2 separate regions of the Homo sapiens genome follow, and region 1 is linked to region 2. A link is a loop called in an ENCODE intact Hi-C map of the cell type or tissue named here. Cell type or tissue: right lobe of liver. All regions are shown on one strand. Each heading gives the region's core, and the rest is flanking DNA. Links, peaks and the distances in the headings are about the cores only. Region 1 overlaps CORO2B (coronin 2B). Region 2 overlaps CORO2B (coronin 2B).

Region 1 (15,219 bases), core at 4,582-7,081, 58 kb after region 2:
AAAACATGCATATCTAAAGCTTGAAATAAGTGCCAAAAGCATTAATCAGCTCTGTGGGACACCCTAAAAGGAGGTGGCTATTGCCATGTAAGAGCTGTTGTCATTCAGGGTCACAGCAACCCAACTGGGGTAGGGGAATATAAAAGAGGAAGGCCCCCAGCCAGGGTGGCAGAACCAAGGTGGTAGACCCCAAAACTCCTCTCTGTTCCAACATGATGTCTTTAATAAAGTAGAGGAACTCTATTATCTCAGGGCTGGAAGGCAATCTAATTCCATTCACTGTTCCACATCGTCCTTAATCGGAGGTCATCCACCTAAATCTTGAACCCCCCCAGGGATGGGAAGCTGACTACCTATCAAGGTAGCTTCTTTTTCCAAGTTAGGCAGCTCTAACCATTAAGAAAGTCCTTTCTTTTACAGAGTTCAAAACCAATCTTGAAAACCAATCTCAAAACCAATATGTCCCAGTCTTGCGCCTTGTGCTCATTGGTCCTAAAAGATTCAAAGAGAGTGTGTTCTGCTCTCACTAGAATCAGTCAGGGGGAATCTACCAGGATCTGGGCAGGGCTTTAAGGGTAAAGGCAAAGGGCCAGATTTTCAGGTCACCTCTTGGCCGCCCCCACCGATTTCCCTTTGAGGTCTGGGCACCTCCCCCGGTTACAGCCTCGGCAAGGCCTCCTCTCTCTGGCAGAGTAGGGAGGAGTCTTTTCTGTTCCCTGCCTGCGCACCCATGCATCTGACCTCACAGTGAGGTCAGCTCCTTAGTAATGCAGGTCCTTCTGCAGACACCCAGCTTTGGCCCACAGTGTGTACTCGTGCCTGGCCTGGCCTTCCAGCCTCTGTCCATCACCTTCCAGAACAAACCCTTGGCACTGGCCAGGTGGCCTCCTCACTGCCAACAGCCAGACCAGGTGTGTGCTCACACATTCCCCCTGCCCTCTCCTCTCCTTTCGCATGCTTTACCAAAGCCAAGTAACTGATAATGGAGACATAGTAACCTGAATCAAATCAAGGCCTTAGACCTAACTCTTAAAGTTTACAAGGGATACAGGAACAACTTTGGCATTGCCCTGAAGCATCATGAGACAAATCATTGGAATGTTTTATAAGATGACTGACAACTGACCTGGTATCTTCCAAAAGGCAATGCTATTTAAAAAAAAAAAAAAGGTGATAGGAGTATTGTAGGTTAAAGAAGGCAAAAGAGAGATCACAACCAAATGCAACACATGAACCTAGGTTTCACTGAATCCTAGGTCAGAAACTAAAATAGCTGTAAAAGGCATTGGGGGGAAATTTAAACACGGGCTGGGCATTACATGGTACTGAGGAATGGTCAGTTTTCTCAGATGCGATGATGGTGATGTGCTAAGGAAATTGCCGTCCTTTGTAGGAAATGCATGCTGAAGTAATGAGGAGGCAGGAGTCATGATTTTTGCAAGTTCTTTTCCTGTAATTCCACAGAAGTAGAAAGAAAGAGAAGGGCTGGGGTAGAGGAGGAGGAGCAACTGGTGCTTGGAGCAGCAAAGTGTCTTTCCCAAGGTCAGTAGGAGTCTGAATGGGGAGCGGAGCCAGGACTGCAGACTCCCAGCTCAGGGTTCTGTGTGAAGACTTAGCATAGGTTCACGTGGAGTGGAGCTCCACGCCCAGGGTTGTGGAGCCATCGATCAACAGCAGCCCCTGACCTCCCTTCCCCTGGCCCTTTCAAAGGCCCAGCAGAGAGAATCTCCATGGAGATCCAGTCCCAGCCTACCAGCCACTGTGGAGAGGCCAGCCCAGGCTTGCTGAGAGACAGACACTCTCCATTCTTTCCAGGAAGCAGGCCTGCCTCATTCTAGGGCCTGCCCAGGCCCATCCCCGGGGAACACGCTGAGTGGGAGAACATGCCTGCTCACCCCGAGCCTGAGCGCTGTGGTCCCCCAGGATGCAGCATCCAGCTCAGAAGTGCTAGCTGGGCTGTGGGGGCAACAGGAGATGGATAAGGAGTCACTCAAGAGACCACAAGTGTGCCCACCAGAGCCTTCACCACAGATGCCTCCTTCCTGTGTCTACACCCTGAGGACTGGGGAGCTGGGGATTTGGGGGAGAGAGGAAAGAAGGGCAGAGAGTGGGAGGAAGCAGAAGGAGCAGGGAAAAGGAGAAGGGGGAGGGTGGACGAGGAAGAGGTGAAGTCAGATGGGAAAACAGGCACAGAAACTGCGGGCCGCTGAGCGCTCCACCTGGGGAACCTGGGGTAAGTGTGGACTTTGCCGGGTGGGCTCAGGAGAGCCTATCAGGTCAGCATGTCCTGTGCTGGGCATATGACAGGCAGCTTGGCACTGGCTCCTCCCAAGCCCTTGGAGGTGATGGGGATGATTAGCCACCTTTATTTTTTATTTATTTTTTTGAGACAGAGTTCGGCACTGTCGCCCAGGTGGTAGTGCAGTGGTGCGACTCAGCCCACTGCAACCTCCACCTCCCAGGCTCAAGCCATCCTCCCACCTCAGCCTCCCAAGTAGCTGAGACTATAGGTGTGTACCACTATGCCTGGCTAACTTTGTGTGTTTTTGGTATAGAGACAGGGTTCTGCCATGTTGCTCAGGCTAGTGTCTCCAATGCCTGGGTTCAAGCGATCTGTCCGCCTCAGCCTCCCGAGGTGCTGGGATTACAAGAGTGACTCACCTAACCCGGCCTAGCCTCTTTTTTTTTTTTTTTTTTTGAGACAGAGTCTCATTCTGTTGCCCAAGCTGGAGTGCAGTGGCGCGATCTCGGCTCACTGCAACCTCTGCCGTCTGGGTTCAAGCAATTCTCCTGCTTCAGCCTCCCGACCAGCTGGGATTACAGGTGCCTGCCACCATGCCTGCTATCCTCTTTAATATGGGAGTAGATGGAAGTGGCACAGAGAGGTTAAGTGATTTGCCCAAGTCACACAGCAGGGTTGGGATTTGAATCTAGGTGTGCGTGGCTTCCAGTCCGGTTCTTGTGACCCTTCCCCTTGTACCCCAGGGAGAGCCTGCGGTGACGTCTGCACTGGGAAGAGCAGAGAACTGGGCACTCAGTCTAGAAACAGGCCTTGTGCAGACCATCCCCGGTGCCCAGCCACGGGCTGTGCTGGGGTTGGAGACAGAACTTGCCATCCCTTTGGCTCCCTGAGCCTCAGGTTCTGGTGTCATCTGTCTCCCCACTAGGCTGGGCTCCCTTCATGGATAGGCTGGGCCTGCCACGAGGCCAGTTACCCAGCAGGTCTCCCCATGGCCTCCACGACTCACCTAGGCTGCCTGGGAAAAGTGCAAACTAGTCTTCAGTCTTTCAGAAGACCCTGGTATCACTTCCTGCCATCACAGAGCAGTGCCCCACCCCCAGGATGGAAGAGGCTAGGACAAGCTCTAGACTAGGAGCCCAGGGAGAGGCGCCGGCTGTCTGCGGATTCTGAGAAGGTCACTGTGGACTATGTAGATCAGAGTGAGTCAGGCCTTAAAGGCTGAGGGTTGGCTGCACAGAGAAGACATTCCAGGCTAGAATTGCACAGCAAGGAACAGGAGGTTGGAGTGACCAAGCTCAACACCTCCTTTCTCGTCTGTGGAAACTGTGGCATCGAGAATGTTCTGCATGGAAAAGACAGAGAAATACCTGGTGTTCTCACTTCAGATTAAACTTTTGCCAGGTCCACCAACCACCCATACTGTATTTTTCATACTGTATTTTTCTTTGAATTGATTCACTTTTTAAAACTTAGCCACATTAGCAGTAGTATCTGTGAAATCATGGATTTGGCATGCAAGTTATATTTTTTCTAAAGCAATTTAAAATAAACACATGACTGGCTAAAATTAACTTCATCTCTGTAACCATGTAAAGGACCACCTGGGACCCCACTTTGGGAATAGTTGGTGTCCTGATGAGGAGCCAGTGCTTGGGGAAGGGAGAGCCTTGCCTGCAGTCACATAGTCAGCTTGGGGAGGGGAGGGGAGAGGCTGGTCTGAGGTCACACAGCCTGGGGAGGAGAGGGGAAGGCCTTGCCTGAGGTCACACAGTCAGCCTGGGGAGGGGAAAGGGCAGTGACCCACCAGCCTCCCATCCAGTGCTCCTGCCTCTCCAGCATGACTTTATCCAGACAGTCTGGAGCAGAACTCAGCAGAGAGAGACAGCAAGTGGGACAGGGACACAGCATGGGCAAAGGCAGGGAAGTAGGGAGGAGCGGAGAGCAGGGAGACTGGCCCTGTGGGATGGAGGGCAACCTTGGGAAGTGGAGAAGAGGCAGTGGAGAGGCAGGGGTTGGGGCCCAGAGAGCTGGTGGAAGAGAATTTGCTTGAAGGTGAGGAATCTTCCCTGGGATTCTCCTTCTGGATTCTGAACTTCTTCCTTCAATAAAGAGGAGTTTGTGAATTAGCTCATGGCTTGATTTAAATCAAATGCAGGCCAGGCGGCACCGTGGCTCACACCTGTAATCCCAGCGCTTTGGGAGGCCGAGTCAGATGGATCACCTGAGGTCAGGAGTTCAAGACCAGCCTGGCCAACATGGTGAAATCTGTCTCTACTAAAAATGCAAAAATTAGCTGGGCGTGGTGGTGGGCCCCTGTAATCCCAGCTACTCAGGAGGCTGAGGTGGGAGAATCACTTGAACCTGGGAGACGGAGGTTCCAGTGAGCCGAGATCGCACCATTGCACTCCAGCCTGGGTGACAGCCCCATCTCAAAAACAAACAAACAAAAAGAAAAACCAACAACAAAAAAAACCAACTACAAAGTATATCAGTTACAACAGGCTAGGATATGCTGTAATAACAAATTAACTCCAAAATCTTAGCGGCTTATAACAAAAGTTTGTCACTCATGCAAAGTCCGCTATGGATTCTGTAAGTGTTCCAAGACAGCAACGCCTCATGTAGTGACTCAGCAATCCAGATTGCTTTAATCATGTGCTTTGTCATCACATGAGACTCTCCAGTTGTGATGGAAAAGTACTGATTCCTGGGTTCCATCCTCAAAATATTGGATTCAGTAGGTCTAGATTGGGACCCAGTAATCAGCATTTCTTATAAATGACATAGGAAGATCAGAGACTTCCCCAACCCCAGATGACTTTGATACAGGTGATCTGTGGGCCACATGCTGAGAAACCTTGCTCCAAAGGGTAATCTGGCATAGGAGGAGTCTTGGATTTCCAGTCAGGAGACCTATGTTCATGGCCCTACTTAGCTGTGTAGCCTTGGACAAGTCACTTAACCTCTCTGTGCCTGATGATATGATGATAATATCCAGGACTCAGAGATTTCTGAGGGTGTACCTGTGGATTAGAAACACTAGAGAATCCGAGGGGATGACAGTGGATGGGGGGTTGCCTTCTTGCACGTGGAGAGACATCTCCCCACCCCACTCCTGCTGTGGGCCCTGTCCTCAATCTTGGTAAACACTGGCCTCTGCTGTCCGCATCTCCCATGCTGAACCGAGCACAGTTCCAGATACTCAGGAGGGAGTCTGTATGTGTTCTTGCTTCGCTCTATCACATGATAGGTTCCTGGGTAGTAAAAGGACCCTACAACCTTTCTAGAAAGTGGGGTGGGCATGTGTACCAAAAGCTCCTATGCCAATCTTTGTTTTTGTAAGACTTTATTAAAAGATGAAACCCACTAGAACGGGCTGGGCATATGAGTGTGCCCTGAATTCTTGGATGCTTCTTCCTTTCCATCTCTTCCTGACAGGGGACCCAGGGCCTGCTCACCTGCTGCACCTCTGAGCCGCAGCTTCCCTCCCCCAAGAGCCCAGCCGAGGCCCTTCATGGCACAGGGCCCAGCCTGACCCTTGTCTCTCCTGGCCCCTCACAGATGTCCTGGCGTCCGCAATACCGTAGCTCCAAGTTCCGGAATGTCTACGGGAAGGTGGCCAACCGGGAGCACTGCTTCGATGGGATCCCCATCACCAAGAATGTGCACGACAACCACTTCTGTGCCGTCAACACCCGCTTCCTGGCCATCGTCACCGAGAGCGCAGGGGGCGGCTCCTTCCTCGTCATCCCCCTGGAGCAGGTAGGTGGCCCCTACCTTCACTCCAGCTGCAGCTCCAGGGCAGAGAGGAGCCCTCCTTGGTCTCTCTTAGGCCTGTTGACCCTACTTCTCTCTGAGTTCCCACCTTTTACTTCCTCATCAAGCATCTAGTGGCTATGCCTTCTTTAGGGTTTTCCTGAGATTCAACAGAACAAGTGCAGGACCTGGATCCAGGAGACCTGAGATCTCTTTCCAGAGCTTGCCTAAAGGTATGCACTTGGACAAGCCACTCCCTTGGTGTACACAAGGTTCCATTCCCTGAGGGAGTGGAACACTCTGATCTCCAAGACCAAGTCTAGCTCTACCACTCTGTGTCCTGAGTGTCCTCTTGGTTTGGAGCCGGAAGGGATGAAGACCTAGCCATAGGTATTATACATTGAGCATCTGCAAAAATTATACAATTTTTTTTTTTTGAGATGGAGTCTTGCTCTGTCGTCCAGGCTGAAGTTCAATGGCGCGATCTCGGCTCACTGCAACCTCTGCCTCCCAGGTTCAAGCGATTCTCCTGCCTCAGCCTCCCGAGAAGCTGGGATTGCAGGCACGTGCCACCACGCCCAGCTAATTTTTGTATTTTCAGTAGAGATGGGGTTTCACCATGTTGGTCAGGCTGGTCTCGAAATCCTGACCTCAGGTGATCTGCCCACCTTGGCCTCCCAAAGTGCTGGGATTACAGGCATGAGCCACTGCACCTGGCCCACTCATTTTTTTTTTAATTGCTCTCTACTGAGAGACTGGAAATAATTTACCTTCTTCCCCATCCCCCACCTCCTATCTAAAGATTTTCCCCTTTCTGCAGCTGCTTACGTGAATATAACAGATTAAATCTGAAAAACCTAGATCATGAAATTTTTAAGCCATAGCCACTCAGGCGGAGTCCCCAGAGGCCCGTGGGAGGTCACGCGCTTCAGGGAAAGTGCTTGCTGTCAGTCCCACTTGTTTATGGCTGAGTTCCCCCTTCCCAGCCTGACTCATCCCCACTCCCACCCTCCGCCAAATCGCTCAGGGGGAGGAAGAGGTGCATGTGGAAGGAAGCCTTGGTTCTCAAAATTCACTGTCAGCTGGTGGTGGAGGATGGATTTTTCCAGTCTCTCCTACCCACAGTGGGGGAGCACAGATTTGGAAAAGGCTTAGACCAGATCTTCCTCTCCATCAGAGGGGCAGCTGCAGGGACACTGAGGACAGAGCCTGATGCACAGAGAGGTCCAAGGAGCATGCACTTGATGGCGGGAGGTCTGGGTTCTGCCCTTGCCAGACTTGGGACCGTGTGCATGTCACTTCACCTCTCTGACCCTTATTTTCCTGTAATGGTAAAAGCAGGATCAGAAATCCTCCTCTGCCTACATCTGTCATGTTGGCCTTAAGTGAGATAATAGATGTGAAGCTCCTAGTGAACCACACAACATGTTAAGGATGTTTGGTTACTTTTTTGGGGAAGTTATCCACTATGCTGGTCAACTTGGCAAAGGCTCACAGCAGCTCTAACACATTCGGAAGGATCCTCAAATGCAGCTTCCCTTCCCTCCTGAATCAGATGGCCTCCGATCACTGTTGCCTCAGGGACGCACTCAGCTCCATCCATCCAGGCCTGCAGGTCCCCAGGAACATGTGGGCTGGTTCTTACTGAGGCTCAAACCTATCGCCGGCACCCTGCCATGCTCCACTTTAGGCTCACAAGGGTCAACAAGCAATACCTCACATCATGACAAAAATTAATTCCAGATGCATTAAAGATCTAAACATTTAAAATAAGAAAAGCTACATGTGTATTAGAGGAAAATGGAGTGCATGTTTAAAATCATGCAATGAAGAAAGGCTTCCTAAGAAAGCCAGGAATCCCCCAAATCATAAAGGAAATGAATAGGTTAGAATAAATTTTTAAAAGACAGTTTCTGTATTACAATGAGGCACCTAAACAAAATGAAAACTCAAGCCACATACTTGACTACAATATTTGCAATATATAATAGACAAAGTATTCCTGTGAAGAATATATAAAGAGTTCCAGAAAAATTAACAAGAAAAAGAACCCGACCGGACACGGTGGCTCACGTCTGTAATCCTAGCACTTTGGGAGGCCAAGGCAGGCAGATCACCTGAGGTCGAGAGTTTGAGGCTAGCCTGACCAACATGGAGAAACTCCGTCTCTACTAAAAATACAAAATTAGCCAGGCGTGGTGGCACATGCCTGTAATTCCGGCTGCTCTGGAGGCTGAGGCAGGGGAATCGCTTGAACCTGGGAGGCGGGGGTTGTGGTGAGCTGAAATTGTGCCATTGCACTCCAGCCTGGGCAACAAGATCGAAACTCCATCTCAAAAAAAAAAAAAGAAAGAAAGAAAGAAGGGACTGGGGCCAGGTGCCGTGGCTCACGCCTGTAATCCCAACACTTTGGGAGGCCAAGGCAGGAAGATCACTTAACCCCAGGAGTTTGAGACCAGTCTGGGCAACATAGTGAGGCCCTGAGACCCTGTTTCTACAAATTAAAAAAAAAAAAAAGAAAAAAATTAGCCGAGCATGATGGCTTGCCCTGAAGTCCCAGCTACTTGGGAGGCTGAGGTGGGAGCATTGCTTGAACCCAGGAATTGGAGGCTGCAGTGAGCTATGATCACTCCCCTGCACTCCACCCTGGGCAACGGAGAAAGATCCTGTCTCTCAAAAAAAAAAAAAAAAAAAGAGTCTGGGCATGGTGGCTCACGCCTATAATCCCAGCACTTTGGGAGGCCGAGGTGGGTGGATCACCTGAGTTTAGGAGTTTGAAACCAGCCTGACCAATATGGTGAAACCCCGCCTCTACTAAAAATACAAAAATTAGCTGGGCATGATGGCATGTGCCTGTAGTCCCAGCTACTTGGGAGGCTGAGACAGGAGAATTGCTTGAACCCGGGAGGCAGAGGTTGCAGTGGGCGAGATTGCGCTACTGCACTCCAGCCTGGGTGACAGAACAAGATTCCAGCTAAAAAAAAAAAAAAAACGAAAGAAAGAAACAAAAGGCCGGGTGCAGTGGCTCACGCCTGTAATCCCAGCACTTTGGGAGGCAGAGGCGGGTGGATCACAAGGTCAGGAGATCAAGACCATCCTGGCTAACATGGTGAAACCCTATCTCTACTAAAAATACAAAAACAAAATTAGCCAGGTCTGGTGGCGGGCGCCTGTAGTCCCAGCTACTTGGGAGGCTGAGGTGGGAGAATGGTGTGAACCCAGGAGGTGGAGCTTGCAGTGAGCCAAGATTGCGCCAGTGCACTCCAGCCTGGGCCACAGAGCGAGACTCCGTCTCAAAAAAAAGAAAGAGAGAGAAAGAGAGAGAGAAAGGAAGAAAGGCAAAAGATATGAATAAGCAATTCACAGAAGGCAAAATATATATTTTAACCTACTAATTGGAAAAGATTTAAAAGAGTAATAATCATCAGTATTGCCAAAGGTGTGAGAGAGCAGGTGCTCAAATACACTCTTCGTAAGACGTAAATGAGGCAAGTTGGCAATTTCTACTAATATTTAAAGATGCATGTCTACTGACCTAGCAATTCCACTCTAGGAATTCATCCTACAGAAATATTCTCAAGTGTATTTAAAAAATACGTGTGCAGCATTTTTTAGTACTCGATTATTTTTACAAGCCTCAATTTTTAAATTATATTCAATAAAAATAAAGTTTCTCTGTCAAATTGCTTAAACGTTTCTAAACGCTTCCTCTCAATTTCTGTAATGGTAACAAAATGTTTTACACTGTCAGTAGCACTGGTCTGGAATATGATCACACTTTGTAAACACTTCATGGACAGCAGAAAAGAACGTGTTCTTTACAGAGTATGTCTATATATAGAAATATGCTATATATATACATATCAGGTGTATTTGATATATATCTTTTTTCAACTTTATTTGTTCACGTGCTGTAATATATTTTATTTAACTTGATTAATCATGGACTTATTGTGACCACTCACACTACCAATTGATTTCTGTTGTTTTCTCTCATTTCAAGAAGTTTTCACTTTACATGAGTACTGAGTGATTGTGTAGCAATTTTATGATAGTGAAAGGTTGGAAACAACCTGCAGGTCCATCATTAAGGAAATGGGGTAAACAAATTAGGGAAGAGCCACACAAAGGGACACTATGCAGTCATTAAAATGATGCTGTAGAGCAGTCTCGTTCTCCAGCGTTCAGTCTCAGGATCACTTTCCACTCTTGATTATTGAGGATCCCAAAGAACTTTTGTTTATATGGGTTATATCTGTCAATAGTTAGCATATTCAAAATAAAAATGAAGGAATTTTAAACTATGTATTTATTAACTTGCATAATGATAAGTCTATTTCATGTTCTCCTGAAAAACATATTTTTATTAAAAATAACTTTTTTTAAGACAAAAAAGTTAATGAGAAGAATGGCATCATTTTACACTTTTGCAAATCTCTTTAATATATGTCTGGCTTATTAGAAGACAGCTGGCTGGCTTTGCATATCACACATTATGCAGCCTTTGGAAAACCCCACTATACACTCAAGAGAGAGAATGAGAGTGAAGTGGCAGACAATGTCTTATTATTGGGAAAATACTTTTGACCCAATGGACTGCATTAAATGGTCTCGGGGATCTCCAGAGGTCCCCAGACCATACACTGAGGACCAGCGATGCAAAGTAATATTTAACAAGAGAAAACTATTTATATGATACACTGTTACGTGAAGAAATGCAATATGCGATTAATCACATTAAAAATATCTACCCCCTGTAATCCCAGCACTTTGGGAGGCCGAGGCGGGCTGATCACCCGAGGTCAGGAGTTCAAGACCAGCCTGACCAACATGGAGAAACCCCGTCTCTACTAAAAATACAAAATTAGCGGGGCATGATGGCAGGTGCCTGTAATCCCAGCTACTCAGGAAGCTGAGGCAGGAGAATTGGAGGCGGAGGTTGCGGTGAGCTGAGATCGCGCCACTGCTCTCCAGCCTGGGCAACAAGAGCGAAACTCTGTCTAAAAAAAAAAAAAAAAAAAAAAAAAAAAAAAAAAAAAAAAAAAAAAAAAATGGAGACATTCCTGGCCAACATGGTGAAACCCCCGTCTCCACTAAAAATACAAAACTTGGCTGGGCGTGATGGTGCGTGCCTGTAATCCCAGCTACTTGGGAGGCTGAGGCCGGAGAATCGCTTAAACCTGGGAGCCGGAAGTTGTAGTGAGCCGAAATCGCGCAACTGCACTCCAGCTTGGCGACAGAGTGAGACTCCGTCTCAAAAACAAAAACTATCTGTTTACCTATCTGGAAGCGACTGCAAAAATATACATCAAATGTCAAAAGTTGTTACCTCCCAAGTATTGGGACCATGAGTGCTCTTTAATTTTCTTTTCCCTTAGCTATATGATCTAAATTTCTTACAATCAGTACTTAACGTTTTGTACTTTCGAAAAAATAGAGGCAATTCGCTGATGTGAAGAGGGAGCCCCTGAAGTTTCAGAGGCCCTACAGGCCAGAGAGGGGCTCAGTGCAGGGTGTGCACTGGGTAAAGACGAGGGGCCCCATCCGCTAGGTTTGCCTGCTGCCCTCTGGTCAGATGAATGTCTTCATCTGCCTTGAACATCAGCCCTCCCTTATGTATGTTGCAAATGTTTCCTCCCAGAGTAACACCTGAATATGGGCTCGCGGTAGAAAGTTCAAACAGAACTGCAGGACCCATAGTGAAGGAATGGCGAGGGGTGGGGTGGGTTACTGACTCCGTGGGAGGGTGAGGCAGCTCCTTGATCTGCGAGGCTCAAGTAAGTAGTTTGAGGCAGGACCCCGAGTCTGGGGACTATGGGACGCAGGGTCCCGCCTCCAAAGCGGGATGACTTAGGTATTGGAGCCAGCGCCGGCTTCCCCTGCCGCCCAAGCCATGGCCGTCCCTCTACCGCCCCCTGTGGTCAGGGCTGGGCCTGCAGGCGTGGGACAGCCTCTAGGTTGGTGCAGGGGGTGCGGGGAGAGGGAGGCAGTCAGGCCCAATGCGGAACCCTTCGTTGATCTGGCAGCGGTGGAGATGTTGTTCCACACTAGCCGATTTTCTAGGAAGGAAAAGGGTCAGATTATTTTAGCTCCAGTTTTCACCCCCTCAGTTTGATAGAAATTTCCCTGAAAACAGTTTCCTGTATTCAATACAAACACAGAAAAGATTTGGACCATTTCTTGGTGACTGCAAATCATCACTTGGAGCGTTAGTTATAAGCTATTAATTCATGGTGGGACAGTCTTGTCCCTACGCTGAATGGCTCCAGATTTTTGTCTTGAGCAAACAGCAGGCCGCAGAGAATTGTCTCAGTTCTTCTCTAAGTTTTTTCCCTCCACTATCCAGCATATCCTCTCATTCCTTGCTTGCTTTTCTAAGAGATTTGGACCAGAAGAGAACAGCACCTGCCCAGGATCCCCAAATCCCTGCCCCGAGGCCACACCTCCTGAGGGAGGCTCAGAACCTTCCACAGAGCTTTTCTCTCCTTGCTCCATTTCCTTCAAAGCCAGCTTGCTTGAGATTTCCATATTTATGATTAAAAATTCTTCTGCAGAGTAGGAAGCCGTGTCTACAACAACTACAAACAACAACCGCGAAGATGCTTTGCCTTTGTACAGCACTCTCAAGTTCCAGCAAACTCTATGTTCATTGATCCTCTCAGCAGGTGGGTACAGCCATCCCCACCTCACACTTGGGGAAGCTGAGACGGCACAGCCGGGCATACAGTATGGACCCCAAGCCAGCTCACTTATTTCTGAATCCATGATTCTTTCCACCACCCATGATGCTGGTAAACAGATAAGTTCTGGCTGGCAGATCTCGAAGGAGTGGCTCTGTCTTCCCCAGGTCTCTTATTCGGGCTGCCGTTGTGAAGGCCAGTGCCTGTTTTTTCCCCTAGTTAACATTCAGCTGCCAGCTCTCTGGAGTGGAATGTTAAGCTGCAGATGGGGGAGCAATCAGCACCCTGATTGCCTGGCACAGCTGGAGGGGCCTTATGAATATTCCAGAGAGCAGGCACTGTGCCCAGCAGCCTGATTAACCACTGGGGCCTCCCCAGGGGCACCACCCCTTTCCTGCTGCACTTCACCCGGACTGCCTGCCACCTCCAGATCCAGGCCACAGGAAGAACAGGGCTAGAAACAGAGCTACCTGCTACCCCAACTGGCACCTGGCAGAAAGAGAAGAAACCCGGCCTAGATATCAAGAGTCTGGGTTCTCCCTATAACCCAGCCATTCTCAGTCCCAGCTGTACACCGGGTCTCTGGGGCTGGGATGGTGCATTCTCCTTCCCCACCACAGTAGTGTGGCCTGAGGAGCTTTTGAGGATCTAACATACCTGCTCTGTTTGAATCTCACCTCAAGTTCTATGATGAAAGTATACTCATTCTCCTCGTTTTACAGATAAAGAAACAGAGGCTCAGAAAAGTCAAGTAACTCCTTTAAGACTGCACGGCCCACAAGTAGCAGAGTCAGAATTTAGCCCAGGGCTCTCCCAGTCATGTGCCTGCCCACCTTACAGAGGTTTAGAGGGAAGCATTTCTATAAATGTGCCTTGTATTACTATTACTGCCATTTGGATGTCTTAGAGGATTTCCTTGAACATTAATTCAACCAACACTTTATTACACCTCTCTGATGAGCTGACACCCCATGTGTCCATCTCTTTTGGAAGCCGAGAGAGTAGATGTTTCCAAACTCCATACAAGTGCAGCAGATCTTGGGGAAGCTTACTCTCTGAAGGAATGAAGCAACAATTCTAGTTGGCAAGGAGAGGCAGGGGTGGGGTCCTGGAGCAGCGGTCCAGACAAGATAGCATCACTCCAGCAGTCAGGAGGCAAAATTGGCCCACCGACCCACCCATTCATCTAACAGATGGGTATTGAATGCCTGCTAGGTTTCAGTCAGAGTTCCTGGACCGAAAAGGAAGCAGTAAACAAGACCAAGTCTTGACCACCTAGAGTTTGTAGTCCAATTGGCTACCTCTCTTGGACCGAGAGCCCCCAACGGTGGGAAACTTGTCTGGTTTGCACAGGGGTGGCTCACAGTAGATCCTCAGCCAAGGGGCCATTGGGCTGACCTATGGCCAAATCACAGAGGCAGGTGCCCATCTACTCTGAGATGGGGTCTCTTCTTTGCTGATCCTGGCAGCCCATCCCCACCAGATCCTAGGGAGAATGCAGCACCATACAGGGGCTGCCCACACTGAAAGGGGCTGCATCCTCCCCTGAAAGCCCTTAGAACGATATTGCATGGCCCAGCTGGTCTTAACTCTGGAGCTGAATCTAGAAGTTGGTGGATCATTTAGCTCCATAGCTCACAGCATGTCTGAGGCCTAATATTAAAAGAAGGGTCAGGAGGAAAGGTGCCCAGCTCAGTACTGAGGACTGTAATAAAATAATATTTTGTTTGCTTACCCAAAGCCTTCGTTCCCATTCCAGATTTCTGTAACACCCCATCACTCCCCCACAATCAGCACTGAGCTCCTCAAACCTTCTCTCCCCCAGGAAAAAAAAAAAAATGCCTGAATCTTCATCACTGCTCTGCAGTGAGGTCTCCGCCCCTCCAAGGGAATTCAGAGAGCCTTTTCCAAATCCATTTTTCAGATCTTTCCTCAATCGTTCTTTGTTCTTCAAGCTGCCTTCCGCTTGGTGCAATTTGCATCTCAAAGCCCATGACAGCCTGAATGTACAGTAAGTGACTTTGGAAAAGGGAGGAGAATTGTGCTCTCAAAGAGAAAAGTCGCAACTTTATTTCATTTGTCTGAGGCTCGAGATTGACAGCTTGCTTTGTGTTTTTCCTTTTTTGGAAGAATGGCTGCTGATTTTTGAGGAAAGTGAAGGCGAGCCCTTCTGCAGAAATGGAAGTGTCGCTCTCTTATTTTATTACAAGGTTATGGGATGGGTGTTCTCTGGATTTGGAGTCCAGGGGGCCAGAGATGCAGCCTGGCTAGTGGGCATCATGGGAGGTCAAAGAATCCATCCCTCTCCCTTGGGCCTGGGTCTACAGCTGAGCTGTCTTCCTGGCTCCATTCCTCTCATTCCTTGCAGAGCCAGGGAGGCTGGAAATTATAGTAGCTGGTTCACTAGGACTCTGTGAAGTCAAGCCATGGGCCCTAACTCTGCCCAGAGGCATTGCCCTGGCCTCTGAAGCATCTGGCAGTCTGCTTGATCTGCTACCCATTTTCCTTCTAGGGCCTGGAGCCTCCCATACCTTTGGAAGT
Region 2 (15,219 bases), core at 2,110-4,609:
TGGGAGCAGAAGTTGTAACTTGCCCAAAGTCATTCAGTAAGTTTGAGGCTGGAGGGGCTGGCACCTCGGTCCTGACTCATGGTCAGTGCTCTTTCCACCCGGCTGCCCTGGCAAGGGGTCCTGGGGCATTCTGAGCAGGCACAAATGTTTTGGCCCCACTCCACTTACCCCACTGCATCGCCCCTTCCTGTCCTGCTGGTGCCTGGATTTCCCTCTGTGGGACACCATCTGCCCTAGATGGAAGAAGCATTGCGGGAGTGGGAGGAGGGACAGGATGTGGGGCAGGGGAGCAAAGTCCATAGGAGCCTTGCTATACCTACAGTCAGATGGCGAGGGGGATTATGAGGCCCCTCTGCCTCCAGTTCCCTGACGCAGAATCTAGGTACCCAGGAGATACCTGAACCTCCAGACATTCTACATCCCAGCACCTCGTTCCTGTCTGGGTCTCCCTGGGAGAGGAAGTAAGAGAGCCAGCACCTCAGGAAGCCTTGGTGAAGAGGAAGCGGGGGTACCAGCACAGACCCAGCTCCCGGGTGGGAGCCCACTTGCGGGTGGGCAAGGGCTCTGCCTGCTCTGCCCACACACCCATTATGCCTCCTCTCCCTTCCCGGCCTTCTTCCAGATATCCAGCATTCTCATGCTGGGAGGTGTGCGGCTAGCAGTCATTCGTTCATTTAGCCAGCACCCTCTGAGCACCTACTCTGGGCCAGGCCCTGTGTGAGGCATTAGGAAAACAGTGGCATTAGCCACAGTCCCTGGGATCCAGGACCTTAGAGGAGAAGGACATGGAAAGGCCAAAGCCTTGAGTTCAGAGTCTCGAGGTCCAGTGGGCATGAGCCAGGAGACCTCTTGCCTTGCCTGCATACTGTAAGTGCCTAATGAATGCAGGCTCTTTCCTTCCTTACTGTCTCTCCCTCTAGGCAATGAAGCTCACTCTCCAGAAAAGCGCTGTCAGGTGCTTTCTTCTGGACTGTGCCCAGAGGCCCTGTGTTCCCCTCCCCCGAGGCACTGCCACCTTGACACCTATGGCAGTTCTTAGAGGAAGCTGGGAAGGGTTTGAGGCTCTCCAGGGCTCCCAGAATCACCCCACAGTGGCCAGCCCTGTGAGGTTGGCACACACTTGAGTTTGGCTGGTTGGGAGTGTGGGCGCTGGCTGGGCCAATGTCCTGGCAGCTCAGGGATGGAGTGAGTTTTTCCACTTCTCTCCCAGGCCAGCTAGCTGAAGCAGACACAGCCTCCGCCAGGGCCAGGGCTGGTGGAGTCTCGGCTCCTGGCACCCGGGCAGCCCTGACTCTGATTTGGATATGCCTGGCCACAGAGCTTATCTGGTGTCCAGGAGATGAGAACGTGTGCAGATTCTCTCTGCGCCCAGCCCTGTCTCCTTCCCTCTTTTCCTGATCAGCCCCATTGGGTTCCCATTCCTTCCCCTGTAGGCCCTGCAGGCTCAGGCCCAGGGTCCTGGAGCACCCTGCAGCCTGGGGAGCTTGGGGCAGCTGGCATGGGGCAGGCCTTGCCAGGGAAGGACAGATGCAAATCCAGTGGCTTCCACATGAAAAGTAGCTGTTTAGAATGAGCCTCTCCTTTGTGGGCCTGGAGTGCGGGACCAGCTGCTAAGGAGGCACAAGTGGGGTGGGGGTGGGGAGTGGGGGAGAAGCCACCACCGCCCTTCCTCATCCCTCCTTTTTGCCCCCGCAGAGGCCCCTGGAGGGACTTTGTAATTGGTTTCTGGCTGGCAACCTCCTTCCAATTAATTAATGTAGCAATGGGAGGCTCCCAGGTTTGCTCAGGCTGTCTTTCGTACAGAATACATACATGGGTTACTTCCCTGAATCCCATCAGCTCTGTCATGGTGGGGACGGTCCCCTCTATTTAGGGACGGATAAACAGAGTGTCTGAGTGGAGAGATGACCACACCCTGGTCCCAGAGCTAATGTGGGTCAGAGGCGGGATGCACGCCCAGATCTTCTGGCTTTGAGCCAGAACCTTTTCAATCCGATCACATAATGGTCCACAACCCATGAAGATTAATCACCATCATCATGATAATAACAGTTATTAAGCAGGCGTTGGGCACGCATGATCGCATTTACTCTGTACAACCATGGGGTAGATTCTATTATCCATCCCATTTTCTAGAGGAGGAGAGTGAGGCTTAGTGAGAGTAGGTGAACGGCTCAAGGTCACAGGTTGAATGAATGGGTGGGGAGCAGGGATTTGTACCTGGGCTGTCTGACTCCAGAGAACACTTTCATCTCACTTCCAGGCCTTTGGTCCTGGGGCATGATCGTACTCTGCTTCCACTCCCCACCAACCCCCCACCTACAACACAGTGGGCTATTGTCTGTTGTGTTTGTGGCCCTGCCACTGAGGATGTGCAGGACAAATGCTGGTTGCCTTGAGGGTGATGCCCATGGTTGTGTCCTGCTTAGATTTGCCTGTGGTCTTTACTGGAGCTAGGAGTCATGTAAATGATTCGGGGAAGGGTGCTGGGGGAGGAGGGTGTCCTATACATGGTGTTTGACATCAGATTGGGCTGCTTGGGTAGGGCATTCAGCCGAGGGCAGAACAAAGTATGACAGAGGCAGAGCCGCCTTCTCCATTTCCATGAGGCTAGCTTGGTTCAGAGAACGCAGGTCCCTGGTCCAGGCCTGCAGCCCTTACGAAGCAGCCTTTTCTCGAGTTAGCCCCTGATGATTTGGGGTTCCACTGGCTAGGAATGCTGGCTTTGAAGTCAAACACATGGCAGTCTGTCATTTACTTGCTGTGTATTCTTGGGCAAGTTGCCTCACCTCTCTGAACATCTGTTTCCTCATCCATTCATTGGGATTGATAATAGTAACAATCCTTTACTATTAAGGATTGTTATTAAGATAAAGTGAGCCGATCCATGTGAAGCACTTACCATATGCCTGACATGTAGTGTTAGCTGTTATTCTCAGGAAGACAGAAAATTAATGAGTGTCCTGGGGCTTATGAAATGAGCAGTACAGGGAACTCTGGGAATAGCAGGGGGCCTGACCTAGTCAGAGGGATGAGGAAGTGACTTTAAGTTGAGTCATGAAGGATGAGTAGGAGGTAGCAGGTGAAAGGAGGGGAGCTGAGGAGGGAGCAACAGGCCGGGGATGAATGGGCAAACGTCAGGAGTCAAAAGCCACGGACCTTGATCACTTCCTGCATGCTGGACATTGATGAGAGCATGGTACAAGTATCCACTCATTTAATCCTCAGAGTGACATCATGGCATAGGTTACTGTTATCATCCCTGCTTTACAGATAAGGACACAGGCACAGAGAAGCTAAGTCACCTGTAAAAGGTGGCCCAGTGAGGCAGGATGAGGCTGGTCCAGACCCGGACCTCCGGATTCTGGCCTCTTTCCTTCCCGCTGCCTGCTGCTTGGTGATAGGGAGGGTGGCCTGACCCTGGCTGCTTCTAAAACTGACCCAGGCAAGGGGGTGTGGAAGTGCCAAGTTCAGTTGCCTACCCCGATGCCTCACGGAGCCTCCTTGGGCTGTGTAAAGTGGCCAGAGGCCCTCCTGGCTCTCAGGCAGGAGGGAGAAGTCATTTATTTTTCCAAAAGGAAACTTTGCTCTGGCAGGAAATTTTCCACCTTATATTTTTAGTGGGCTCAATTATGACCATTTTTGTTCTTTAAATCTTTCTTATTATCTATATTGGGCCTTGGTCTTTAAAGTCAAACTATAGGGAGATATGTATACACACACACACACACACACACACACACACACACACACACACACACAATTTTTTTCTAAAGTGTTAAAAGTCCACACCAATAGTCCCAGCTACTCAGGAGGCTGAGGCAGGAGATCATCCTGGGCAACGTAGTGAGACCCCATCTCTAAAACAAACAAACAAAAAAAACCCCCTAAGTGTCTGCAGTTTGGTGTCTGCTCTGTCCGAGCTCAGAGAAGGTGGATGTTTTACATGGTGTTCATGCCACAGGCTTAAACTTACTGTCCCCTGTATGAGATAAGTGTCAACACCCCTGGAGGCTCTGGCTGCCCAGAGCGGTGGTGTGTGGAGGCTCACCCTGGGTAGGTGCTCATGCTAATTGCTGGGAAGCCTCCATGATCAGTATTTAACTCCGGAGATGTCTGAGGTCATCTGGGCCAGCACTCTGCCTGTACGGCACTCTACACTTTTTAGGAATATCACAATGATTCCTAATTTTAATTTAGATTCGTTTAAGAAATACCAATTTAATAGTAGTCAGTTCTCAGCCTTTCACCAGGTGCTAGGCCCCTGCTTTCAAGGGACCAACAGACAATAACAATAACAATAATAATAGAAGCGGCTAACCCTTCCGGAGCACTTAGTTTATGCCAAGCATATACAATATGTTTTATATGTATTAATTCATTTAAGCTTCATGACAGCCTATGAAGTCTGTGCTATTATTATCCCCCTTTCTATGGTTGCAGAAATGGAGGTCCAGGGAAGGAAGGGAGGTAACTTTTACAGTGTTCCCACAGCCAGTCAGGGACTCAGCCTGCCTCGCAGGCCTTCTGTCTTGCCACTTTGTCAGGCTGGTGGGAATGACCCGGAAATATGTGGTCCAGAGCATGGGACCTGGAGGCAGAAGACCCAGGCCTCGCTCTTGCCTCTGCTCCTTACTGTGTGACCTTGGGCTAGTCCCTGGATGTCTCTGAGCGTCTGTGAAAATGAAGTTAGTAGTCTATCTCTGTAGGGTGCTCTAATATTTAAGTAACATGGAAAGATGTAAATAAGGTGCTTTGTAGATGTCATGGCAGGAAATGGTTTATTGTGATGTCTAATCTGTGCCCACTCCTTTCCTCTTCCTCACCAGTATTTCAAGGCCCTCAGATTTAGGCAGTTCCTTCCAATAGCTAGCCCACTTCTCCCCTGCTGTAGTCCTTATTTCAGAATTGATTCATACTCTGTGGGTGGAAGAGAAAAGTTCATCTCTTCCAAACAGCCTCTATCTGTTTTTACTCTGTCAGGCTAGTTTGGTGCAGATGAAAAGTTGCTTTTCTCTCTTCCTGTTCTGTCTATTTTGGCTGTTTTAATATGCTTGGGACAAATAATCTGGCTATAAAAATGTGGTGTCCTGCTTTCATTTGAAAAGTGAGCCAAATAAAGCATCCAAACCTTGATCTGTATTATCCCGGCTCTCTGTAGATCAGAGCTCCCTGTGGAAGGCGAGGGAAGGTGGGTCCCAGAGCACAGTCCTACCTGGGTCCCTGGGCAGAAAGACCAGGTTCCCACTGTCAAATGACCTTGATCTTTGCTCCAGATACCTCCCGATGCCCCCAGCGCTCAGACCTGCTTTTCCTTTAGGTTTATGGAAAGGAATAGCCTCTACTAGCTTGAGGCATTTGCAGCAAATCATTTAAACACCTTGAGTTTGATTTCAGAACTAACAGTTTTATAATCTGGAATCTGGTAGAATCCAGGACGTGGAACGGCTGATGGAAAGAAAGGTGTTGGTGGAAGGGGACAAAGGGATTTAATTCCTGAGGATTTTTATTTAACTCCTGAAAAATTGCTGGTTATGCCTGCCCTGCTGACCTCCAGGTGAAAGACCAGCTTGCAAAAATGCATGGGGAAATTTGGGATTCCGAGAAATTTGGAATTCTGGGAAAGGGGATTTCTGCATACCTGAGTGGCCAACTGATAACTTTATCATCACAAATCTTTCTTCTAGAGACCCTGAGTCTGCCTTCCTGCCTTACTCATTAAAAGATCTGGGAACAAACTCAAGTTATTATGGATTGAGGCTGTTTCAGGGCTTGAGCTGTTCTGTTAAACTGACCTTTTCAGGGTTCGGATCCACATTAATTTCTCAATCCTTGGAGTTCCTGTAGCATGTGATCCCTGGTATACCAGCCAGCAGGTAAAGGCCTAATGTGCCTTGTTTGCTGATTATCTTATGAGCATGATCTTTGGCTCCCTAACTTGTGAGCTTGCTGAAGCTAGAGATTAGGTCTGATTCTTTTTAGTAGCTTTCACAGCATTCATCAAAGGGCTATGCATGCCAGTTAGAGTGTGTTGTGGATTTTTCGAATACCAGGTATAGACATATAAGATTTGGCAGGATTTGGAGCAAACCTAAAACATTCCCTGTTGCTGCTTGGACAAAATCTCTACTGTTAGAGATCTGTGGACTGCTACAGCCGGAAGGGACTTTAAAGATGTACAGTAGAAACGCCCATTTTGCAGAGGAGAAAACTAAAGCCCTAGAAAGTTTTCCCAAGGGGGTATAGGAAAGATGTGGCTGAGTGGGAACTGGGGCTCCCCCAAGTTACTGCTCAGGTTGGGTTTTCCAATTCTGTGGGTTTTTTTCTAGGCTTCTAGTAGTTGCCCGATGTTGGCAGGCCAAGGACTGATTCAAAAGTGGGGAATGGGAGAAAGTTCCAGAAAGGAGACTTTGAGAACTTAACCTAGATGGGAGGAGGCACCTGGTTGGAGAGACTTGGCTCCCCAAGTGACCAACTAGGAGCGCCCTGACCAGAGGCCTGGTTTGGCAGTGGCAGAGGCAGAGGGAGCAACTTCGGAGCCCTTTCTGCTCAACCATCAGGCTGCGGCTGCCCAGGCCTGGCAGTGCATGCCCTACATGCCTGGCTGCCCCCCTGGCCTCCACAGTGGCCCGTGACCCCCGGCTCTCCCTCCTGGAAGCTGGCCGTCCTGGCACACTGGGCTGCCAGCAATCTTTCCCTCCTTTGTTTCTCTGAAACCATGAGAAGGGCCGCTGAGTTGGGAGCCTGGGTTGCTAAGAGCTTTCCTCAGGCCAGACCATATCACCAGCTTGAGAAGTCTCCTGGCCAAGATTTCCCTGGAACTCTGGCTCAGAGGGAGGGAGAGTGGGTGGAGGGAAGGGGAGAGGGTACTCAGGAGCCACAAACAAAGCTGCCCCTCTGCACCACCGCCCCCCTCTCCCAGGACCAGAGTGTAGGAGCAGCCTGGGAGCCACAAACTCAGTGGGCCTTTGCTTTTTGAAGAGCCCTGGGAACAATGGAACAACAAAGCTCTTCGGAGGCTGCCCCCCCATGCCCAGCCCTGCACTTCTGTTCTCTCAGGTACCCCCATAACTCTGCTGTTACCCCCACTTTTCAGAGGGGGAGACAGCCTCCGAGAGGATGGCCTGCCCTGCTTCACACAGCAGGAAGGGGCAAACTGGGCCATAACCCGCTGGCTGCACCGCCCCATGCACAAGCAGGAGCTGCAGGCCAGCTGGCCTGGCAGTGGATGGCTGAGGGTGCTGCGGGGCCGCTGGTTTAGAAGGTCCTCCCCTACCACTTCGCTTAGAACCCACTATAGAATTCCCTTCCTTTGGGTCTTTTAGGTGTTCTTAAAAATACAAGTCCCCCTGAGGGGGTAATAATGCCCTAAGTGGTTGTCATTGACTGGACCGAGCCTGCTGGAAGGAAAACACTAGAGTAGGTGCAGGAGGGGTTCCTGAGAGGCAAATGAGGCAGGAGGGAGAGCTGGTTACTGTAAGTGAGCCAGTTTTGCCAGGGAAGTGAGTGTGGAGAGGAGAGGACAGCCAAGCTTATTCTGTGTTCCTCTCCACCCTGGCTGCCCTGTTCTCCTATGCAGGGCCGGCCGCCTTCCCCATCCCTACCCTTGTGCAAATAAAACGAGGACTGAGATTTATTTAAAAAAAATTTGCTGAGCCCTGTGTGCCAGGCCCTAAGCGGCATTGAGGGTGCAGGGATGAACCAAAGCAGTCTCTGTCTCCAGGGGGATCCTGGTCTGTGGGGGGACACAGGCTGCAGGACTCAGAAGGACACATGGCTGCAGGGATGTTGGGGAAGGGAGGCTGATGGGTGGAGGCGTGGAACAGCAGTGACAGGGACATGTGCACAGAACTGTGAAACTATGAGAGACGTGGCTGGGCAGGCCAAGGAAGCTCTCTGGAAGGAGAGATCTTCCCTCAGTCTTCCAGCATGAGTAGGCAGAGGCAGATGAAGAGGCAGGAAAGGCATTCCAGGTTGAGCGGGCAGCGTGAACAAAGGAATGGAAGGGGAAACATGTTTGGCTTATTCTAGGAGAGAACCAGTTGGGTGCTGCTGGGCTGGAAATGGAGGGGCTGTATGTGGCTGGACAGGCAGGCAGGGGCCATGGGGAGCTTTGGATGCCAAGCCAAGAAGCTTGAGCTTCATTGTGTGGTGTTGCTGGGAGTCCTAGAGGGGCTTTAAGCAAAGGAGTGATGTGATCCCATTCACACTTTAGGTGGTCTGTCCCTACCCACATTGCCCTAGAGGCAGAGAGGTGAGTGGACATTCTCAAAGCCTATGTGCAATGAGGCGGGGAAGGGGTTTCTGAGCCCCTAGCCCAGACCTCCTGAAGGTCTCTCCCTGTGCCTGGGAGCTGGGTGTCACATATGCCCCACCCCATACCCTAAGATGGGAGTCCTGGCCTGGACCACTCCATGGTATGGGCCTTTCCCATCTGCCTGGGCTGCCAGATGGTTCGATCTAAGGGTTGAGAACATAGGAGGGGGCAGAGGACCAGAAGTTTCCTTCTAGGAAAACGTGGTTATAGCATGGCGAGAAGAGCACTGGAATGGGATTTCAGGAGCTCCTGCCTAAACCCTAGCCCTGACCCTCCCTGGCTGTGTGATCTTGGGTTGGTCACTTCCTCCTCTGGTTGGGGACTGCCTCACCTGGTTTGAGGCTGGGTGCAGAAGTGAGCTTCTGGATGCGAGTTTATGCCCTGATGCTGCCCAGCCTTGGGCCCTGTTTTACCCTCTTCCCTTCCCCGGTGTCCCCAGACTCTGCAGCCAGTGTGTCTCCTTCTGCGCCGTGTCCTCCAACCACACATCCACTCCAGACTGCCAAGAGTTGTGACAAGTTCATGAGACTTGGAGGTTAAGGACCAGAGTTTGAGTCCTGCCAGCTTGCTTGCTTGGAGGAGGTCTCAACCTTTGTGTTCATTGTCATACATGTGGTGTAAATTCCAGCCCTTAGCACACATAAGGGAATTTTCTGAGTCAGCGTCTTTCATGTCTCTTGGATATACCCCACCTGTGCTTGTTCTGTCTATTTCATTGGGAGAGCCCTCATCTGATGGAATTCTATATCCAGTTTTTAGTGGTTACCTGGGGTGGGGATAGGGGTAGAGTATTAACTGAGATAGGGTATGAGAGAAACTTCTGGAGTGATGGCGGTTACATGAATGCATACATGTATAAAAATCTGTCAAGGCAAACACTTAAGATTTGTGCACTGTAGGCATGTTATATATATTTTACATCTCAATTAAAAATAAATAAATGAAAAAAGATTCTTCCCAGCTTTCTGGTTCAAGTCCCACCTCTCTGCATCTATTCATATATTCATTCACTCTATAAATATTTGTTTGTGCTCCAGCCAGCCCAGGCATACAGAGATGGAGAGGCTGGTCTGTGTACTGTACAGTATGTACGGAATGTACAGTATTCTGGTCTGTGTACTGTCATGGGAGCTCAGAAGCACAGAACCTTCAGGGCTCATGGGGATATTGACCATGGAGGTGGTTCTCAACCCCGGCTGCAAATCACCTGGTGAGGTTTAAATGCCTGTTTCCAGCTTCATGTATGTTTTAGTCCATTTTCTGCTTCTGTAACAGAATACCGCAGACTGGGTAGTTTATAAAGAACAGAAGTTTATTTGGCTCATGGTTCTAGAGACTAAGAAGTCCAAGAGCATTGCACCAGCATCTGGTGAGGGTCATCCCATGGCAGAGGCATCACGTCATAGTGAGTGTGTGAGACAGAGAGAGGAAATTGGGCCAAACTCATTCTTTCATCAGGAGCCCACTCCCAGGATAATCACATTAATTAATTTGTGAGGGCAGAGCTCTCATGACTTAATCCCCTCTTAAAGGCCCCATCTCTTAATACTGTTACATTGGCAATTAAATTTCAACATGAGTTTTGGCAGAGATATTCAAACCGTAGCCATGGGTGTATGACCTGTTCAACATTTGGTTTAATGTTCTGTTGTCACTGTCTTGAAATTCTTAAAAACTTTTGAAAAAGGGGACCTGCAAATGAAATAGTTGGTCCTCCCTGTCCTCCTTCCCCCAGAACAATAGAATCAGAATCTCTGAGAGGTGGGATCCAGGCAGTCACATTTCTTAAAAGCTGAGCTTCCATTCTCTAGCAGCCAGGTCTGGATGTAGCCCTACTCCTAGACATTTGCTGAAACACAATCTGGAGCCTCGTTCTCTAGACACTTGTGACTGAGCTGGAACAATAAGACTTCACACATGAGAGTGTCACAAGAGCAATTCCTGGGCAACAGTGTTAGAAAGCTACAAGGGAGCTCAGAGAGGAGGGGAAGAAGACCCTCTCTGGGTTTGTTTTTTTTTTTGCAACTCTGAAAAGAGCTATCAGTCCAGTTTGTCTGCCCCTTGATAGTATTTCCAGAAGTGGATGAGCTGTGAAGTGAGTTTGCTCTGAGGTGGCGAAGTGGGTGTAGGACGCATTGCACCATGCAAAGGTCCCATTGTGGGGTGGGAAGGTCAAGGAAGGCTTCATGGAGGAGGTGGCACATGAGCCATCCTGACCTGAGAAGGGCGAGAGAAGAGAAGAGAAGAGGAGAAAAGGCAAAAGGACAAATGCATTTAAGAAGGGGAAGGGCTCATTTGGGGGAAAGGGAGGAACTAGGCTAACTGGAGTATGACTTGAGCAGAGAGAGATGTGGTTGGGTGGCACAGGAAATGATAGTCTGAAGTCAGAATCCCGTCAGCAATGGGGAGCTGTTGAGTGTTCTGGATCCAAGAATAATGTGCTCCATAAATGTCTGAACGAATAAACAAAAGGGGTGTTTGGGGGAGACATAAAGGGGATTGGCCCTCTAAATCGCTGAGGTTTGCAGCCAGAACTCTGGTCCACCTGGCATGGAAGGCTCTGCACCCTCTTCCCCATAGGTGGTGCCTGTCTGTGCAGGAACCTGGTGTCCCCTGCAGTATGGTCCAGGGGCAGCAGTGACTGAAGCATCCCCAAGAATAGCAGACATGGAACAGACCATTTCCTCCCATTTCTAGGAACAGCAAGCTGTGGGTGGATGGGTAGGTGGAGGCGCTTTTGGTACAAGCTGAGCTGTGCTCTCCAGCTCTCACCAGGTTCCCCAGCCCAGGTGAGCAGCCCTGGCAGGAAGGTGCTATCTTGTATCTCCCATGGCCTGGTGAACACTAATTCCTTGGGCAGGGTGGTCCCTGCTTGGAATAGAGGAGCCCCGATTTCTGAATAACCAGCAGCAGATCTAAAGCAGTTCTGTTTGTTTCTGTCTCCTGAAATATTTATGCAGGAATATGAGAAAGGGGCTCTGTTTATTGAACTCATCCTCCAGGGCAGAAGCCGTGGGGAAAGAGCCACTTCCCATGTCTGCGAGCCAATGAGCAGAGGTGGAATTTCTTTGGGTTTGAAGTGAGACAGAGCCTGTGTGCTTGCAGAAGGAAGTGGGGTGGGATTCCTGGAGAGGACAGAAAGCCCTTTCAACCTCTTGCCTCCAGTCCCAGGAAAGCTTTTCAGCACATACTTTCCTGGCGAATCCAAATAATAACAATTGAAATCTCAGCCTTGGTTCTACTCTGGGCTTTGCCTCTATCATGCTGTGTGACCTTAGGCAAGTTGTTAACCTCTCTGGATTGTTTTTTTCCAATTCTGAAAAGAGTGAACTATCAGTCCAGTTCTAGCTGTCCGTGCAGTTCTAGCTATCAGTCCAGTTCTGTCTGCCCCTTGATAGTATTTTAAGAGTCAGTTGAGTTGTGCAGTGAAGTGGATTTAGGAAGCATTGTACCATGCAAAGTCCCAACTCTGCAGCATTCGAGGCCAGAGAACTGGCTGAGTGGCCAGCCAAGTGGCAGCCTCAGCTGTGACTTGTGGGGTCAGGCCAGAGAGAGTACTCTCTTGAGCTGGACCCTACCCTGCCTCAGGTTGGGACAAAGGGGCCCCCTCCCTCTTTCCTCCTCCAGCTAAGCCCTGCTGTCCTGTGTCCCTGAGAACACTGGCAGGATTTCCTCCCAGGAAGGGGGACATGGATGTCCAGTTTACATCCCTGGGAGTTGCAGACACCAGAGAAGCAAGGCAGCACTTCCCCATGACAGTGGGATACGCCTTATCGTCAGATATAGAAGCCTGTGGCTCCAGGCCCTGAGCCATGCAGCAGGGCTCAGATATCCGCTGTCCTCCTTTAGGGGACTGGGATCCCCTTCCCTCAGTTCAGCCCCTTGGGCAGGGCTTCAGGGGCTTCTCCCAGGGGTGGGTTCTGTTCTCAGCTCTGTGACTGGCTTGGTCTTCCTGTTTCCCATGGTGGACTTCATGAGTGGTAAAGTTAATAACAGTTATTATCACTAGACCAATCCAAATCTTAATACAAAATACCATCAATTAAGCACCTGCTCCATGCCAGGCTCTGTACTGGCTCAGTGGACACACAGAGGGGACCAATTTCCCCAGCCTTTAAGGAAGTTGAATTCTGCCTGGGAGGCAGACGGGCAAACAAATACGGATGAAGCCATTGGCTCAGCATTGAATGCGAGTCCTAAAGGCCGAGGGACCCTGGTGAGACGGAGCGGGCGTCTGGGAGGAGGAGGTGTTGGAGTGTGGCTCTGAACCTAGGTGAGGGAAGGAGCAGCGTGAGCAGAGGCCAGGGCAGCGACGCCGTGGGGTGCTCCCGAGCCACGAGGGTGCCCAGTGAGGTTTGAGTGTGGAGGGTCGGGGGCTGGGAAGGTGATGAGGGCTCAGGGGTGGCTTGCGGGGAGGTGGGAGTTGTGCAGGAGTGCTGTTCCTGGGCCCATGTGTATCAGTCCATCCATGAAGAGCCTTTTAGTAGTAAAGAGATGCGACGAAGTCATTAGATTCCACAACAATAAATCTTCATTAAGCATGCACTGTGCCCGTGACCCTAGGTGATGGGACAGTCCACATGGGTGAATAAAACAGGAACAGTCCCTGCCCTCAGGGACAGGCCCAGGAGGATGGGGAGACAGGACAGAACACAATCCTGACATCAGTGGTAGAAATGCTGTTAAAGAAAATACAGGGGCATGGGGGGTAGGGGGTGGGGGTTGTGAGAAGGGGATCCCCTGTGGAATGAAGGGGGGATAGAGCCCCATGGGATCTAGGGGGATCTTTCTGGCTGAGAGAGAAGCAATTTTGAGGCTCCAGCAGGAGCCTGCCTGCCACGGAAAGCACAGTGAGCAGGCCTGGTCTGGTGGGAAAGGAGATTGAAGGGGAAGGTGGGTTCTGGCTCCCATAAGGCTGGCCTGTGCTAGCTGCTCACTAATACTTCTCGACTGACTGGGAGGACAGATAGGTGAAGGATAAGGCTGGAGGCCTGGAGCCCAGCAGCCATGTTGAGGTGATGAGGATGGAGCCAGGGCAGAGGCAGCAGGCACAGGGAAGATGCATCTTCAGGCCTTGGGGATGGTGTGGGAGGAGAGGGGTACAACACAGCAGGCAGAGTCTTCCCGGAGCTCCTGGGAGAAGATCCAGATCCACAAACCCACGGGGAGAAATGGCCGCGCATCACGCAGAGCACTCCCCACGCCCCTTCCCACAGGCCACCCCAGCCACTCTGGCCTCCTGACCTGGGGCCCATGGAGCCCATCCTGTGGCTCTCCTCCTGCCTGCCTTCTGGAGGGTGCTCCAAACTGGGTCTTGTCCTCCTGCAGGGCCAGCAGGGCTCCGCAGAAGTCCTCAGGGACCGCCCTCCCCTGCCAGCCTCACCTCGAGTCCAACCTCATTAGTATTTTGAGCAGAAGCATATATATCTTTTTTTTTTTTTCCTGCAGGGAATTGGTGGCCTGCTCATTTCAAATTGCGTAAAACCAAAGAGCAATTAAGAGGCACAGCCTTCTCGGGTCAAGGAGAAATGACAGAGAGAGGTGGCTTTGCTCGCCTGGCTGCTGGCACATCTTTTCCAGGCTGGCCTGGTTTTGGGGTGACAGGGAGGGGAGATGCTGTGGGATTTTAATTCACCAGCAACAAAATACTAACGAGTAGGACAGAATCACTAATGCTTATTCAGCGCTTACCATGTTCCAGGGGCAGTCCTAATTGTTTTACACGCACCTCATATCACCCTTTCAATACCTAGGAAGCACAGGGAGATGGCTTCTACTGTTATGCCCATTCTGTGAAACTGAGGCTCCAAGGGGTTAAGCAGCATGCCCCAGGTCACACAACGGAAATGGAACCAGGGTTCTATTGCATCCCCATTGTGCCCCAGGGCCCATGCTGTTAACTGCCTGGCTGTTTGGCCTCTCAAAAGCATTGCATTTAGCCAATCACTTCTCCCTAATTTCTGTTTCCCCCCCATCAAAAAAAAAAAAATAAATAAATAAAAAATAAAAAAGACCAAACGAACAAAATCCTCCATTGCTATGGAGCTCAGAGGCTTCACCAGGGTTACTGTGGTGAACAAGGGCAGAGAGGAACCTCGGGCAAAAGTCCAGCCTGCGGTTCCCATCCTTGTCCCTCTCCCAGTGGCCTGCACAGTTAGACCCATTGCTCTTGGCTGGTGTGGAGGCATCTGACCCATTAGGGGGCCACTGTGGTGGTCCAGGCGAGAGGCCTGAGCTGACCAGGGGGATCCAGTGAGGACTGAGAGGAGGGCAGGATGCAGGGTGACGTTTTGGAAGTTGATGAGTCTGTGGGGGTGGGTATGAGTTAGAAGTCAGTGGAGAACCATGGCCACACAGTCAAGAGTGATGGAGAACCCAGGAGAAAGAGGTGGCGCTGATTTCTCCACCTTTTCTTCAGATCCAGACCCCCTCCACCACCTGGATCATCCACCTTGTTCCATAGACTTGGCTCTGAGAGCATTTTCACTGTTTCAGAGAATCGGATCCCAGAGGCTGAAGCTCAGTGCCCTGGGCTCTGTAGGCAGCCCCTGGAGAAGAGGGCGGGCAGTCTGGCTGGAATTGGGGTGTCCCGGCTCTCAGGGAACTGAGCTGGTTCCTGGCCCAGGCCATGTGGGTTTTAGGATTTTAGCATTGCTAAACCCTCCTAGAACTGCTGTGTGTGTGCACGTAAGCGTGTGCTTTGGTAGGGGGTGGAGATAAATGGGAAGTTCTGCTGTCTCTGCTTCTCTATTTTGCGTGGTCAGTGATTTTTACTAATAGTAACCTTCTGGGGAAAAAATGATCCAAGGGCAGCAGTCCAATTTTCTCTAGAGAGTAGGCCTGCTTTCTAAAAAAGGACTCAACCTGAGAGAAGCCAGAAGGAGTTCACACCCTAGACTAGA

The links. Peaks named below come from ENCODE experiments on the same cell type or tissue, not always from the same donor. Only the 100,000 strongest peaks of a DNase experiment are listed, where the experiment ranks them.
Region 1: it touches region 2 in a loop (1.8-fold over the local background); 30 of 110 quality-filtered maps call a loop at or near these places.

Annotation. Positions count from the first base shown.
Region 1 is chr15:68,639,357-68,654,575 of GRCh38, forward strand. It overlaps CORO2B (coronin 2B), which reads left to right. Exons shown (of 12, transcript NM_006091.5): 2 at 5,804-6,004. LOC124903514 (a long non-coding RNA gene) reads left to right here and starts at 11,194. Exons shown (of 2, transcript XR_007064691.1): 1 at 11,194-12,663. RefSeq lists enhancers at 1,314-1,825, 1,826-2,337, 2,571-3,088, 11,888-12,455, 12,513-13,013. In right lobe of liver, for the core only: no CTCF peak of the experiment used is centred there; no DNase peak of the experiment used is centred there.
Region 2 is chr15:68,583,335-68,598,553 of GRCh38, forward strand. All of the region lies in intron 1 of CORO2B (coronin 2B), which reads left to right. Among named protein-coding and RNA genes, the nearest start is that of CORO2B, 12 kb to the left of the region's middle. RefSeq lists enhancers at 2,956-3,250, 6,875-7,666. In right lobe of liver, for the core only: no CTCF peak of the experiment used is centred there; a DNase peak (open chromatin) is centred at 3,121.